2 separate regions of the Mus musculus genome follow, and region 1 is linked to region 2. A link is a contact called in ENCODE POLR2A ChIA-PET data. All regions are on one chromosome and are shown on one strand. Each heading gives the region's core, a stretch centred on a gene start or an enhancer-like site at or near the end of the contact. The rest is flanking DNA. Distances are from core to core; before and after follow the strand shown.

What was found. ChIA-PET counts read pairs that join two places held with the same protein, here RNA polymerase II (POLR2A).
Region 1: POLR2A ChIA-PET joins it to region 2 with 10 read pairs in embryonic stem cell. The contact joins the promoter of Rab29 here to the promoter of Fam72a in region 2. POLR2A ChIA-PET finds 5 or more read pairs at or near these places in 4 of 5 experiments (Patski and embryonic stem cell).

What each region holds. Positions count from the first base shown.
Region 1 is chr1:131,865,246-131,872,585 of GRCm38, forward strand. It overlaps Rab29 (RAB29, member RAS oncogene family), which reads left to right and starts at 2,032. Exons shown (of 6, transcript NM_144875.2): 1 at 2,032-2,165; 2 at 2,274-2,530; 3 at 4,688-4,759; 4 at 5,435-5,616; 5 at 6,822-6,943; 6 at 7,221-7,340. The coding sequence starts at 2,407. The coding sequence ends at 7,335.
Region 2 is chr1:131,524,919-131,532,537 of GRCm38, forward strand. It overlaps Fam72a (family with sequence similarity 72, member A), which reads left to right and starts at 2,985. Exons shown (of 4, transcript NM_175382.4): 1 at 2,985-3,934; 2 at 5,736-5,813. The coding sequence starts at 3,783. Srgap2 (SLIT-ROBO Rho GTPase activating protein 2) reads right to left here and starts at 2,443. Exons shown (of 23, transcript NM_001081011.2): 1 at 2,315-2,443; 2 at 20-675. The coding sequence starts at 86.

The sequences.
Region 1 (7,340 bases), core at 782-3,281, 340 kb after region 2:
CGATGCTCTCTTCTGGTGTGTCTGAAGACAGCAACCATAAAATAAATCTTTAAAAAAATATAAAGCTGGGCGTGGTGGTGCATGCCTTTAATCCCAGCACTCAGGAGGCAGAGGCAAGCGGATTTCTGAGTTCGAGGCCAGCCTGGTCTACAAAGTGAGTTCCAGGACAGCCAGAGCTACACAGAGAAACCCTGTCTCGAAAAACAAACAAACAAACAAAAACAAAAACAAAAAACAAAAAATATATATATAAAGAACAAATAAAGTGAAAACAGATATACTTGAAGCCATGACTTAAAGACTATAGAATAATTAACCCAGAGACCAATCCTTAGGAAATGTTTAAAGGGATAGGATAGGGAGATCCCAGAAAAGAAAATTTAAAAAGTGATCACCAGAAGAAACAGCAGCACAGAAGCACAAGGCAATAAATGCCAAAGAGTGTTGAACAATGGCAAAGCAGTAACAACTAACGCAATCCTTAAAGGTGAGTGGAGGAGAGAGGACTGGCAAACGTGGTGATTAGAACAAAGAACATCGAGGGGGGGGAGTTATATGGAAATGTTGTAATGGAAGGTATTACTTTGTTTACTAACTTTAAATTTCCAGTTTTTAAGAGAGAGGAAGGGAGAGAGTAGTGGAAGAAACCAGCCCCAAATGTGTACGAGCTTGCGCACATGAGCACACACACAAAGCTGCATACTGTGTGCATGCATTCCAGTGGAGGGAGTAGAAGCAGAAACAGAAGCAAATGGATCTGGAGCTCAAAGCCAGCCTGGGCTACATAGACTCTGTCGAAAGGAAAAAAGAAAGAAGAGAAGGAGAAGGAGGAGGGAGAGGAGGAGGAGGAGGGCTGGAGATGTAGCTCCGATGGTAGAGGACTTGCCTAGCATGCCTGGATTTACTCTCCAAAACTACAAAACTGGATGTTGTTACAATTGAACCACAAGTTCTATGGTCTACTGTCAGAAGTTGACACCAACTTAGGCTACAGAAAATCCTCTCTCAAACAAAAAACAAACAAACAAACAAACAAACAACAACAAAACAGCCAAAAGGGGAAAAAAGTGAAGCTTATTCTACTAGCCACAATTTCTAGCTAAAGGACAGGCAGGACAGAAAAATTACAGGTAGGAAAAGTAAAAATATTTGCCAATCATTTTATGAGTATTCAGAATTAATAGCAGCAACAAAAGGAAATGTCCTGGTGCTCAAACGCTATGCGTGGCTGGTGTAAGAAATGTGGAAGTGTCAATGAGGAACTATCTCTTGTTTATTCTGCATTGTTATTGCTATAGCTAGTTATTAAGTGTTGTAACTTTTGACATAGATTTTTTTTAAAAGGTTGATCTTTTGGGTCAAATGTCCCCAAATGTGCCTGTTATTGGTCATATGGAAAATTTGACCTTGTCTTTACAAGGCTCGAGATTTGACTCTGTAGTTAAGACAACAGGAAATGGACTTCACTTGGAACTTGGACATTTATCTTTGTGTTATAAAACCTTTAAAATATGGCTAATAAGAAAGGCCGTCTAGAAATCTTTAAAATGTGATTTTAAGAAAACATCTGGGGGAAAGATTTAGACAGGAGAGATCATGGTCTACGTAGTTCAGGGTGACCCAAAGTTGCTTCCAATCTCTTGTCTTGCTCTGGGGAGAGGAAGTGGTGGGGTTAGGGGTCCTTGAACACACTTGTTGCAGAAGACGATGGATGAACTAGGGTTTTATGATCCTCCTATTTCCATCTCCCCAAGGCCTGGATTGCAAACCTGTGCTTCGACGCCAAACTTTAGAATTGTTTTTAAATAGATTTCTAAATTCTTTAAAGTTTGAAAACCTTAAAACTTTTATGTAAATTTGCTCAAGATAGCTAGGAAACTACATTTCCCAAGAGTGTACGTGGCAAGTCGCCACACTGGTCTGGTCGCTTTACCAAGAGGCACACTGGGAAATGTAGTTCTCCGAGCAGTGGGGCTCACAACGTTTTTGACGGAAGACTGGGAAGTGCGCCGCCAGTGGCAGGACGGGGACCGGACAAGGACTCTGCACAACCTCAATTTTGTGTGTGCGGTCCGAGAAAGGGTCTAAGTCATCTGTACTTCTCTAAGCAAGGTGCTGGCCACGGTTCAATGCTGGCGAGCGACTCGGAGGTCCCTGAAAGGAAGGTGCCAATCGCGGAGGGTCGAGCTGGTACCCGCCCCACCCAGGCTGCGGCCGCGCGGGGAGGAAGCGCGCACAGGCCGAGTGCAAAAGTTTCCTTTTCTGCTTTCCAGTCAGAGAAGCTTCAACCAACCGAGGGTGGAGATGCCTGACTTCAATTGGAAGAGAACCCGGGAGCCAAAGGGGTTGAAATAAGCGACTTCCCGGAAAAACAAACTATCAAAAAACCTCTCCCCACCACTAGCCATGGGCAGCCGAGATCACCTGTTTAAAGTGCTGGTGGTGGGGGACGCCGCCGTTGGCAAGACGTCTCTGGTCCAGCGCTACTCCCAGGACAGCTTCAGCAAGCACTACAAGTCCACCGTGGGAGGTGAGCGGTCACGGGTGACTAGGAGCAGGGGTCGAGGCTCGCAGCCGGTAGCCTCTGGGTACCGAGGTTGCCTCTAAGGGGTCCCCAGCCTACCTACAAAGATAGGGCCAAAGTATACAGGTGAGAGATGGTGAAGGGGTCTGAGCCGGGGACTATTCACCGCAGAGAGCAGAGCCCTCCCGCAGCCATGCGCTGCCCAGAGCAACTTCTCCAGTCAGCAAAGTCAGCTGAGTCCCGGTTCAAGTGCAGGCTGGGGCAGTTACCCTGCTTCCTACCAGCATCCGACGGGTGTTGAGGAAAGAACCCCGTTACCTTAGGAGGAAAGCCCAGGAGCTAAGCAGTCAGAGGTGTGGGGAAGACTGGAGGACAGATTCCGGTCAGGTCTGATGAGCCCTATGGTGTCATTAGTGAACTGAGTGGGAAATGTGAGGAATTCACGAAAGAATGTGAAATACCCTCGAGTGGCCTGTCGTCTTCTCTTGCACTGGGGAAGGCAGGGAGGAAGAGAGAAAGAAGCACTAAAAGTAAATTCATTTCTTTCCCAGTGTGGCCTTTGGACTCTGCTGAACTGTCCACCTGTCGGTCTGTCTACCCCAAACACACAGACACAGACACAGATACACACAGACACACACACACCTCCACCACCACCACAAGGAGAAGGTAGTTAACAAGGTTACAGTAATGTGAAAGAATAAAATTACATTTGTTTTTTTTATTTTGTTTTGTTTGAGACAGGGTTTCTCTGTATAGCCCTGGCTGTCCTGGAACTCACTCTGTAGACCAGGCTGGCCTTGAACTCAGAAATCTGCCTGCCTCTGCCTCCCAAGTGCTGGGATTAAAGGCATGCGCCACCACGCCCAGCACATAAAATTACATTTGTACCAACACAGATTTACATGTGAAAGTTTTTTTATTAACTCTTTTCTTTGAAATGAAAACTTTATAGAATATTTCAAAAACTGTTTCCTGACTACTTTGCCCACCACTCCTAAATACAAGTCCTTATTTCATGGATTTTGGGTTAAAAATGTCCTGTGAATTAATTTTTACCAGTGGACTGTTTTCCGACAGTATGAACATACTGATTCTGGCAAGTTTTGTTTGTTTTTCCCAATGTTTATTATAAATTCTCCCTCGTTTTCACTTCTGTCACAGATGTAGAAGAAAGAATATGTTTCTGAACTGAAATTATTCTGTGTTTCTCCTTAACAAGTAGCTTTTCCAGCATAGTGTGGTTGTCTCTACCTTTAATTCTAGCATTCAAGAGGTTGAGGCAGGAGGATCTCAAGTTGGAGCTAGGCTCTACTATCCGACTTTGGGAGGTTCCCCTGGAATAGCTGTTCAGTCCAACCTCATGGAGTTTCAGCATCTGCAGACCCGTGGGGGATTCAGCACAGCTCTTAAGCAGCATCCATGTCTCAACCTCTGCCATCTTGTTCATTTAACCAGTACCTGCTGGACATATACCATAGCCTTAAGGAGGATACAGAGGTTTTCACTGTATTTTCTCATAATACTGTTTGATTAGATACTAACAGTGAAGTTAAGATGGAAGATACAAAGCTAACCACCTTACCTTCCTTTCCTCCATCTCCCCCACCATTCTTTCCTTGAGAACCCCCCACTTAAAAAACATCCCAGAAACCATTTAACCTGAGAACAGGAATAATGGTCATAACCATGCCCATAACTTTCTTGATCCTAGCCAAGGAGATAATCAGTGTGAAATAATTTGATCTGAGAGAGGAGAAAACACTGAAGACCGTTTGGAGAGTACGGATTATGTGTCCCAACACAAATGTACCATGGGGGCTCCTCTCCATCGCCAGAAGGTTTAAACCTAATTGGAGTGTTGTGATCCTGGGGTTGTCACTGTATATTTATTTGATCTGAGCTTGTGCTAGGACTAAAAAAAAAAAAAAAAAAAAAAAAAAAAAAAAAAAAAAACCATTTACTGTGTGTGTGTGTGTGTGTGTGTGTGTGTGTGGACATGTATTCTGTGACATACTTGTGGAAGTCAGAAGCCAGTTTATAGGCTTGGGCTATAGGGATTTAACTTGGGTTGTCAGGGTTAGCCACAAATGCCTTCATCTCACTCTCAGAACCATCGTAAAGACATGTTTTTGTTAAAGTACAATATTCATATATTTTCAGTGGATTTTGCTCTCAAGGTTCTCCAGTGGTCTGACTCAGAGATGGTGCGGCTGCAGCTCTGGGATATTGCAGGTAAAATGGGAAAACCAGGCAGTAACAAGGGGAGAAATTATTTACCCAGCAAGCTGTTTGGGGGGCGGGGGGAGGGGGGAATGAATATGGAATGGCAAAGCTGACTTTTTTTCCCCCTGAAGCTACAAGTTTGAGCTGCTCTGAGCTTTTGGGATGATTTTGGAGACATATTGCTCCAAAGACAAAGAGACATAGTGCCATCTGTGCGTGGGTGGAAAGCCTCTAAGGTGGTGGATGACCCAGAGGTGGATGTCCCCCAGTGGCAGAGGAGGCGCCAGATCTTCAGCCGACTTTACTGAGAAACAAGATCTCCAGCAAATAGAGGCAGTGATAATGATGAACCCTTGTTATAGGCTGCTCTTCATACTTCAAATTTACTGGTTCACTAGCCCTGTTGTGAAAGCCTTTATCTTACTCTACACATGACACATCTGAAGTCCTCAACTGGATCTTCTTAAAGTCACACAGTTAGCAAGTGGCAGACAGGGTTTTGGACATCACAGTTTGGATACAAACTCTGCAGTGGCTAATCAAAGGGTCAGAGGGGAAGGAAGGGGTGGGGCCTTCAATACCATATATGCAGATGTCCTACCTCCGGTGAAGGAAGGGTACTCAGGGTATCAGAGGGTGCTCACCTTCAGAATCACCTCCATGAGAGCTCTCACTTCTCTCCAGGGCAGGAGCGTTTCACATCCATGACACGACTCTACTATAGAGATGCTTCTGCCTGTGTTATTATGTTTGACGTCACCAATGCCACTACTTTCAGCAACAGCCAAAGATGGAAACAGGATCTGGACAGCAAGCTCACACTACCCAGTGGGGAGCCAGTGCCCTGCCTGCTCTTGGCCAACAAGGTGTGTGGCCAGTTTAAGTAAATAGTCCCTGGCATCTATCAGTGGCCAGAGTAAAGGTATCTAAAAGACCCTGTGTTTCCGAGCATGTCTACCCTGTTTTATTTAGTTTTTAAAGATAGCTCCCGTGTCACCCACCAGGGCTGGCCTAGAACCAACAACCCCACTTCTCTTGCCCAGGTGCTGTAATTAGTGCCCCATGCCTAGCCACCAACATATCAGCCTGCCTGTTTGTTCTGTTCAAGTTGGAAGAGCTGTCTCCTCTTTCTTTTAAAGAGATTTTGAGAAAATGGTTTTCTCCCCTCCCCCCAATTTTGTGCTTTGCCTACATGTATATCTGTGTACCATGTGTGTGTGTCCGTGTGTGGCACCTCAGGAGGTCAGAAGAGGGTGTCACATTCATGGGTCTGGAGTTACAGAACATTGTGAGCTGACATGTTGACATGTAAGTGATGTTCTTCATCTGAAAGAGCGGCCACTGCTCTTTTTTTTTTTTTTTTAAAGATTTATTTATTATATATAAGTACACTGTAGCTGTCTTCAGACACTCCAGAAGATGGCATCAGATCTTGTTACAGATGGTTGTGAGCCACCATGTGGTTGCTGGGATTTGAACTCCGGACCTTCGGAAGAGCAGTCGGGTGCTCTTACCCACTGAGCCAACTCACCAGCCCAGCGGCCACTGCTCTTAGCTGCCGAGCCAACTCTATATCCCTGAAAGTGAGAGTGATCTTTTTTTTTCTTTAAAGATTGATTGATTGATTGATTGATTGATTGATTTTATGTATGAGTACACTGTAGCTGTACTGATGGTTGTGAGCCATCATGTGGTTGCTGGGAATTTGAATTCAGGACCTCTGCTCACTCCAGCTCAGCCCCTGTTGACCCCACTCACTCCAGCTTAAAGATTTATTATTGTTATATCTAACTACACTATAGCTGTCTTCAGACGCACCAGAAGAGGACATCAGATCTCATTATGGATGGTTGTGAGCCACCATGTGGTTGCTGGGATTTGAACTCAGGACCTTCAGAAGAGCAGTCAGTGCTCTTAACCACTGAGCCATCTCTCTAGCCTTTTTAAAGGAAGAATGTTGACTGTAGATTTTAGATGTTGGGGGTCTCAGCATTGGTTAAAATCTGTTCTAAATTCACAGACTCCTATGAAGGTTACAGTGTTATAACTTAATGTATTTTATTTTTGTCAGAGTGATCTGTCCCCTTGGGCAGTGAGCCGGGACCAGATCGACCAGTTCAGTAAAGAGAATGGCTTCACAGGTTGGACAGAAACATCAGTCAAGGAGAACAAAAATATTAATGAGGCCATGAGGTGAGTTGCCCCTAGTGTTCCAGAGACAGGCACACAAACTATTATCCACTGTGGCCCCACGGATTCTCTTCTCTGATTTCTGAGCAAAGAAGTACAAATGAAGCCACGAGGATGCCAGCTTCCCTCAGGGAATGGAGCACAAGGAGGTGCTCACACCTCGTGTCTGTGGCATGCTGCCTGGTGATAATACAATGATACAATGTCTGCTATATATCCTTTCTCCATCTACCTTCTTGGGCTCATTTTTCTTTTCTTTCTTTCTTTTTTTTTTTTTTAGAGTCCTCGTTGAAAAGATGATGAACAATTCCAGGGAAGATGTGATGTCTTTGTCCACCCAAGGGAACTACATCAATCTCCAAGCCAAGCCCTCCTCTGGCTGGACATGCTGCTAGTTCTG
Region 2 (7,619 bases), core at 1,735-4,234:
TAATTTTCAAAATCCTTACCTTTGACCTGAGTATCGTACTCTGCGATGATCTCCTTATCCTTTTTGAATTTGGCTGGAGACGTCATGTTTTCCTTCTTTCTTCCAAATCCGAATTGTGAATTGATAGATCCACGGGAAAAATCCAACCACTGATATCAATGCCTCCAAGGCCACTTCTCCCACAGGCAGAGAAATGCCCCGCGGTGGTATCCAGAGCTCCAGGAGAACACGAGCGGCGGGATGGGCAGCCGGCTACTGCACACACATGCAGACTGTGGGCGCTGAGGCCGGGGGTGGGGAAGTGGGGGGCGGCGGCGGCTGGCTTAAGTACTAAAGCCCTAACCACAACCGCAGCATTAACCAGGAGAACTGCAGCGCCCGGAGGCTGGCCTGGGGTCTGACATCAACGACACAGGCTGGGAGTGGAAGTCCTTCCGCACAACATGGTGTAGGGGATGCGGGGGTGTGGACGCGCCCAGCTGTGTCCCTAGGAGGGAGTGGGTTTGTCTTGGGGTGCCAGAGGAGGGCTAGGCGTTCTTCGCGGGATTGTGTGTGTGTGTGTGTGTGTGTGTGTGTGTGTGTGTGTTACCAGCTCAAAGATTCTGCAAATCAAATCCCAAAAGGGTGCCGCTGCAGCGCAGAGTGGGTCGGAAGTCTTTGCTCCGGTTCACTAGCCTGTAAATGCAAGAAAAGGGGGGAGGGGGCGATCAGTCGGAGGGAAGATCCTAATCGCAACAGGGGTGGGGTCGGGGATGACACTCCAAGTCCAGCTTTGGCCCATTCATCTTGGCCTAACAACGCCCGCTCCGCCCGAAGACCCGGCGTGGCGATCAATGTAGGGAGGAAAAATGTTCCCTCCAGGTTTTAAGGCAGAAAGAGAACACTTTGGAGCAGCCGGCAGCGCGTGCTCCGGGCGGAGACTGCGGCGGGAAAGCTGAGCTGCGGGTGGGGACTGCGGCACCTCGGCGCTTTCCCAACCCTGCTAGCCCAAGAGGGGTCCTCCCGCCTAGCCCGCGACGCGGCCCCTGACCTCCGGCTGGGGCACCTCCCAGACATCTACAGGATCCATACCAGAGGGGACAACCAGATGGGCACAACTTTTCTTCCCCTGCCACCCCTCCTCCCAGTTGTTTTGTTTTTGGTAACTAGCTTCTCCTGGCAGCAAAACCGGGGAGGGGGGTGAGGGGGGTGGAGGGGGGACGCTGCAGGAAGGGCCCGCTCCGCACGGGACATCCAGGAAAACAATGTGGTCGGCAGAAGCAGGAAACGAGCTAGAGGCGAGGGTCTAAACCGGGAAAACCCGGAGATGGGAGGCGGCAGGCGGCGGTAGCCTTCCCCAAGCCAGGTATGAGAGTGACTCTAAATGGCACCCCCCCCCCAGTATTTTTTTTGTCCCCCAAGCCTAGGGATCACAAATACCGCACCCAATCCCAGTCGGGTGGGAGGCATCAGTGAGAGTCGCTCCGGGAGGCGCGAGAGGCGGCGGCAAGGAGGCTGAGGGAAGAGCTCCAATGCTGCGGCGGGCCCCTGCCTCCTAGGCCGCCCTGTCCCCGCCGGCGCACAAGCGGCTCCAGGCAGTGTCGCCTACTCCCGGCGGCTGGAGGAAGGGCCGCGCGCAGGAAGAGCGAGCAGAGGCCGCGCGGTGCGGGAGGACAGGAAGCAGGAGGCGGGCGTGAGGTGGGGTCCTGAGGCAGGAGAGAGCCCGGGCCAGCTCGAGCCGCCCAAGCTTGGACGACCAGAGAGGGCGCCGAGAGGACGGCTTTGGGGGCGAGGCAGTGAGGGAAACCGCGGTGGACCGCTGCAACGTGAAGTGTAGGATGTTGGCAACTTTCGGGACCCGCATGAGGTTTGGGTATCAGAGTGGGTGGAGAAGCCCTGGGAGACAGACTGGAGGGCTGGACGGAGAAAGCACCCTGCAAGCCGTGAGGAACACCCCATCTTTCCGGGTCCTGGGCTGGCAGCCAAGGCTAGGAGACCAGGGACGAGACCAGCGGACCGTTACGGCGAGGCCCCTAGGTGGACCCGGCCAACCGTGTGCAAAGGGGCTGCGGGAGGGCGGTGTCGCCGCGTGAGGACCGTCCTCGGCAGTGCAGGGATGGGCGGAGAGATGAACAGTCCCGAGAAGTATTATGGGCTGCACTGGGGGATTTGGAGGGCCGGGGAGGGCGGTATGAGGACCGCGGGCGGCGACACGGCTAAGGCGGCGCCGAAAGCAGCAGCATCCGCAACGCGTCCACCCGCCCAGTCCCGGTTTGTTCAGTCAGAGCAGCAGCAGCCGGGCGTACGGGGAGGGAAGGGGAGAAGGAGCCTTTACCTGGCTCTGCCGCGACCGGTCCCAGGCCCAAGGTTCCGCTTCCCACTTAGCGTTCTCCTCCCCGCCACCCTCTTCTACGCAGTTCGGCCCCCCAGTTCCCTAAGGAGACTCCGCCAACTCCGCAAGACCCCGCCGGGAAGCTGAACCCACCCCTTTGCCAATCACCGCCCGCCTAATAGCGACTGACGGGGACTATAGCCAATAGGAACAACTGATCCATAGACGCCAGGAGTAGAGGCGGGGCTGACGAAACTTAGAGGTGTGGCGAACACTAGCTGCCTAGGCGCAGTCCTAGAGTGAGCTCCTCCCCGGCCTGTGGAAGCCTAAAGTAAAGCTGATGGGCGGGATAAAATGGAAGCGACAGCCAAACACAAACTCTCAAGAGAAGACGGGACCAATCGGACCGGGAAAGGGAGGAGGGAAGTTCAGCCAATAAATAGTAGAGAACGGCCTGGACCTTAGTGTATCCACCAATAAGAAACTCGGGGTGTGTCTTCCAAGTTCACAGGGGGGAGGGTTTAAGCCGAGCAGATGCTGGCCAATGATCTTAGGGGCTGAGCTAATATTAACCAATCAGAGAGCCGATCTGATATCGGCACCGTTACTGGGGCGTGGCCTCTGAGCTCACGTCAGGAGAAGGCCCTTGGCCTTCCAATGTGGGTCTGGGGCAAATTCTAGTCCTCCCAATCCCTGCTCGGCGCAGGCAATTCAAACTGACAGCGGGTTAGAAAAAGCAGAGAAAGCGGAAGAAAGAGCAAAACCCGGCGTGTTCGCTGACTGACTGCAGCGCGAACTGAGCCTATTCCGAGGCTTCTCCCCTCCACCTCGCTACACCGCTGCTCACTTCGGAGCGACCGCTGTGGAAGAGACCTTACGGGTTACGGGCCGCAAGTGCGAGAGCTCGGCCGGGAGAGGACGCCGAGAGCCGTGGTGCAAGGGAGAAAGCCCACGGGCGAGCTCCGAGAAGAGGGAGCGGGACGGGGCCAGAGCCCGCGTGGAAAGGGCTGAGGGGCGTTGAATCCTACGAAGAAGCCGCGTGGAGCTGAGCAAGAATTGGAGCGCTCTGCGGGCGGAGCTCGCGCTGGGAGTGGTCAGAGAGGCGAGGCTTTAAAGGGAAGAAGCCCGCTGGGAACTGGGAAATCGCCCAATTCCGGAGCCGGGGTCGGAGCTGAAGAGTAGAAGATTCTTGAAGACCAGAGAAAGTTAAACCTGTTGCGGAAGTTTCCCTTCAACTCCACTTGTCTCTCCCCACCTTGAACTCCATTTCCCTTCCCTCCCCAAGTCAAAAGGAAGTAAAATTTGCTCTTCCTACTCAATAAATACTAAGTTTCCCTTTCCACCAGGAAAATAGGACTCTCTTCCCAGTTTTAGAGCGTAGAGAACGAGAGGCCTTCCGTCTTGATTGTTAGCCTGAGGAAATCAAAGTTTCCCCTTTCAAAATTCTGCACCTCTTTCAACGTGGGACGCTATGTCTACCAACAACTGTACTTTCAAAGACCGATGCGTATCCATCCTGTGTTGCAAATTCTGTAAACAAGTTCTCAGCTCTAGGGGAATGAAGGCTGTTTTGCTGGCTGATACTGACATAGACCTTTTCTCTACAGACATCCCTCCTACCAAGTAAGTCTGACGGGTGGCCCTTTAGCTGGACAGTGGATGGCATGGGTCCCTGGGAGTCAAGGTTATCATTTGGTGTTCTAGCCACTCCCACCAGTCTGATGATTCCCTTGGAGTTTATCTAAGTGGGCAGACTGTCTGGACAAAGCCTGTGGTTTGCCCAGCGTGGTCAGTACTGAGGTCACTCTTCCAGGCCCTTAGAGTCATGTGTCTGTGCATCCCTTATGTTGACTCTTAAGGCTCAATGCCATGTCCAAACACCCTTCCTCACTGAAGCAAGTCTTTAACAGCCACTTGGAAAGAAGTGTGTAATGATTCATTTAAAGTGAAATTCATGGTTAATAAAGATAGCAAACTTGAGCATTTTAAAACATAAGGAAGTAAAACTATACATAGAGCCTCTGCACCCCTTTGAAATATTTTGTGAATTTGCTTAGGTAGTCATCATTTATTACCAAGGTAAATGAGGTGTTATTTTGTTTGTGTAGGTGCACTTGTATAACGAAATAGCAGTAGATAATAAAACCGTAAAACCAAATGTCCCAAAGGTTCTATGATCCCAATGTTGTTTTAGTTAGATATGCTCACGTAAAAATCTGAAATATTCTATCTCTTCAACATAAAACTGTGGTCATAAGGAAGTCTCAGGTTGGGTTGTTACATGTTGGAGTCTAGCATAGAATCAGGTTTTCTGTATTGCTTGTTTTTCTCTATTGGAATTATAATCACAGTGGATTCATGTGCCAAGATGGGTGTGGATCAGTGAATGCATTGATTTTTAAGATTTATCTTATTATTTTGTCACTCTGTGTACTTGTGTGTATGTTTGAGGAGGGGTGGATATGGAAGGTACTCTCCAGGCTAGAGATGGAAGGTCCTCTGGTTTGGACAGTTGTGGGCTTCATGATATGGGTGCTGGGAAGTGACCTGCAGTTCTCTGCAAGAGGAATAAATCTGCCAAATGTCTATAGTAAGCACAAATATTACCCAACTCTTACAAAATTAACTATGATTATAGTTGAGAGTCTAATTCAGCTCTGAATTTATGAAATTTGCGCCAAATCACAACTAAAAGTGTCATTGGGGTACTGTGGAAAAATCAGGGCCCTGGCTGCAGGACTTTGAGATGGTAAAGCTGCTATAGAGAAACGATTTGGTGGTTCTTCATTCAATCAGAATTACCATATGATCCATATTAATTCCACTTATAGGTATCCATCCAAAGAATTCAGATGAGCATCTTGTATTTATAGCAGCAGCACCCACAATTTAAAAGATAGAAGTCATCTAAGTCCCCACTGACTCGTCCCATAAGTGGGTGCCCAGAAGGTTGCCTTAAAGGAAAGAGATCTTGTCACACGCTGTAATGGGGTGAACCTTGAGTACATTATGCTAAATGGGACAAACCAGTAACTAAACAACAAATATGGTATGACTCTGCTTATTTGAAGTATCTGAAGAACAATAGTGATAGCTAGGAAGTGGGGAGAGGGGAAATTGGAGGTTGTTATACAGTAAGTATAGAGTTTCAGTTTTGCAATATGAAAATGGTCTGGAGAGTCATCCCACAACAGTGTGATGATATTTAATACTTTTAAACTGTACATATTTAAAAGAAAGGTGGAATTCTTGGAATATAGCTCAATGATAGCATGATTGCCTAGCATTTATAAGGTCCTGAGTTCTATCCCTACTGACACACACACACACAGTTTTTAGAGAGGACATATGACAAATTTTTATCTCATTTTAGAATTAAAAGTCTTGGTATATTTGACTGTCTGTAAACTTTTTTATCCTCCAGCACAGTGGATTTCATTGGAAGATGCTATTTCACAGGAATCTGCAAATGTAAACTGAAGGACATCGCATGTTTGAAATGGTAATTTGTGGCACTGTTGTCAATAGCCTGAGTTTGGAAGGTAGATATTGACATAAAAACCCACAGAAAGATTCTGTAGGCTGCATCAGCATTGATATAACTTAGGCGTTGAGCCATTAAAAGAGCATGTGTTTTATAGAGCTATTTTTTATCTACTTATGTGCATGGGTATGTATATGTAACATGTGTGCCATGACATTGTGAAAATTTGTTCTTTCATTCTTCCACTAGGGATGCAGGGATTGAACTTAGGTCCTCTGGCTTAGAAGCAAGATCCATCTTGACCCATTGAGCCATCTTGCCAGTCCTAGAACTATTGTTTTGAAAGAGTCTTTGTGATACTTTACAAATACGATTTGTAGCTTTTCAAAGTATATTTGCAAATATCTGCTCCCCAATAAACCTGTGCAATCTAAAAGATTAAATCAATTAATAAATTAAATCAATGGAATTTACACTCATAAAAATCAGAGAGCAAAGGAGATGGCTCCACTGGTAATGTGCTTGCTGTGGAATGTGAGGCTCTGAATTTGACCTGGATGTAGTAGCACACACTTGCAGTCCCAGCCCCCTCTGGGGATCTGGAGGCACAAGGATCTAAGGAGTTCCCTCAACACCAGCCTAGCCTAAGTGACAAGCCTAAGGCTTTAGTGAGAGACTCCTGAATAACTGAGCCCCAGAGTGACTTGTGGTTTCCACATGCATGCACATAATCACACTACTTGACCCCACATATAAATCAGATTTGAGCCCCACCCTATCCTTGTTTTCTGCATGATCTTGAATAAACCCTTTAAGCCTCTAAAGTTAGGAAACTTGTAGAGTTAGGATTTTATTTTATTTTTATTGGTTTGTTTGGTTTTAGTGTTTTAAGACAAGGTTTCTCTGTGTAGCCCTGGCTGTCCTGGAACTCAATTTGTAGACCAGGCTGGCCACTGACTGTCTCTGCCTCTGGAGTGCTAGGATTAAAGGTGTGTGCCACAATGCTCAAAATCTTTTTCTTTTGGGGGCAGGATATTACTCTGTAACTCAGGCTGATCTTGAATTCACTGTATCGCTCAGAAGAGCCCCTAATTTCTGGCAACTCCTTTGGCTCAGCCACCTGAGTGCACCAACCACCATACCAGCTCCTTATTTAATTCCTGTCCTCCCCAACTCTCCTCTCCCTCCCTCCCTCACACTCCCCACCTCACTGCTTCCCTTCATCCCTCCCTTCCTTCCTTCCTTGTTTGAAACACTGCTGCCCTGTGCAGCCAAGCCTGTTCCGAACTTCCTATACACTTAGCTTCCAATTCACACTCATCCTGCTTCCCATTCCAACCCCTAGGGTTACATGTGTGTGCCACCATGACCAGCTCTTTAATTCTATCTGAATATTTAGCTTTATAAAGATAGGAATTAAGAAGCAATCTGCATTTAGCCTCTGAAGCTGTGAGCTGGAAATGAGTGGCTGAATGTTAAAAGCTACATGGAGTGTAAGTGGAAGGTAGACGAGATCTGTTACTAATATCTCTGAAAGATGAATGAAGTTGTGTCATTCCATTACAGAGACTTTGAGAGTTACAAGTCAGCAGACTGTTAATGTGTTAGTGGCTACTTGACCTTACCAATTCAAGCCATGCTTGTATTGAGGACCTACCATGTGCCAGTTACAGCTGTCAAGACTGGAAACCCAGGATATATAACCATAAGATCAAGTTACTGATCTCTGGGCATAATATTCTAGTGGAAACATGATCATTCCAATCTGATGCTAAGATAAATAGGGTATCTACTACAGTGGGAGTACTACAGAGAAAATAACAA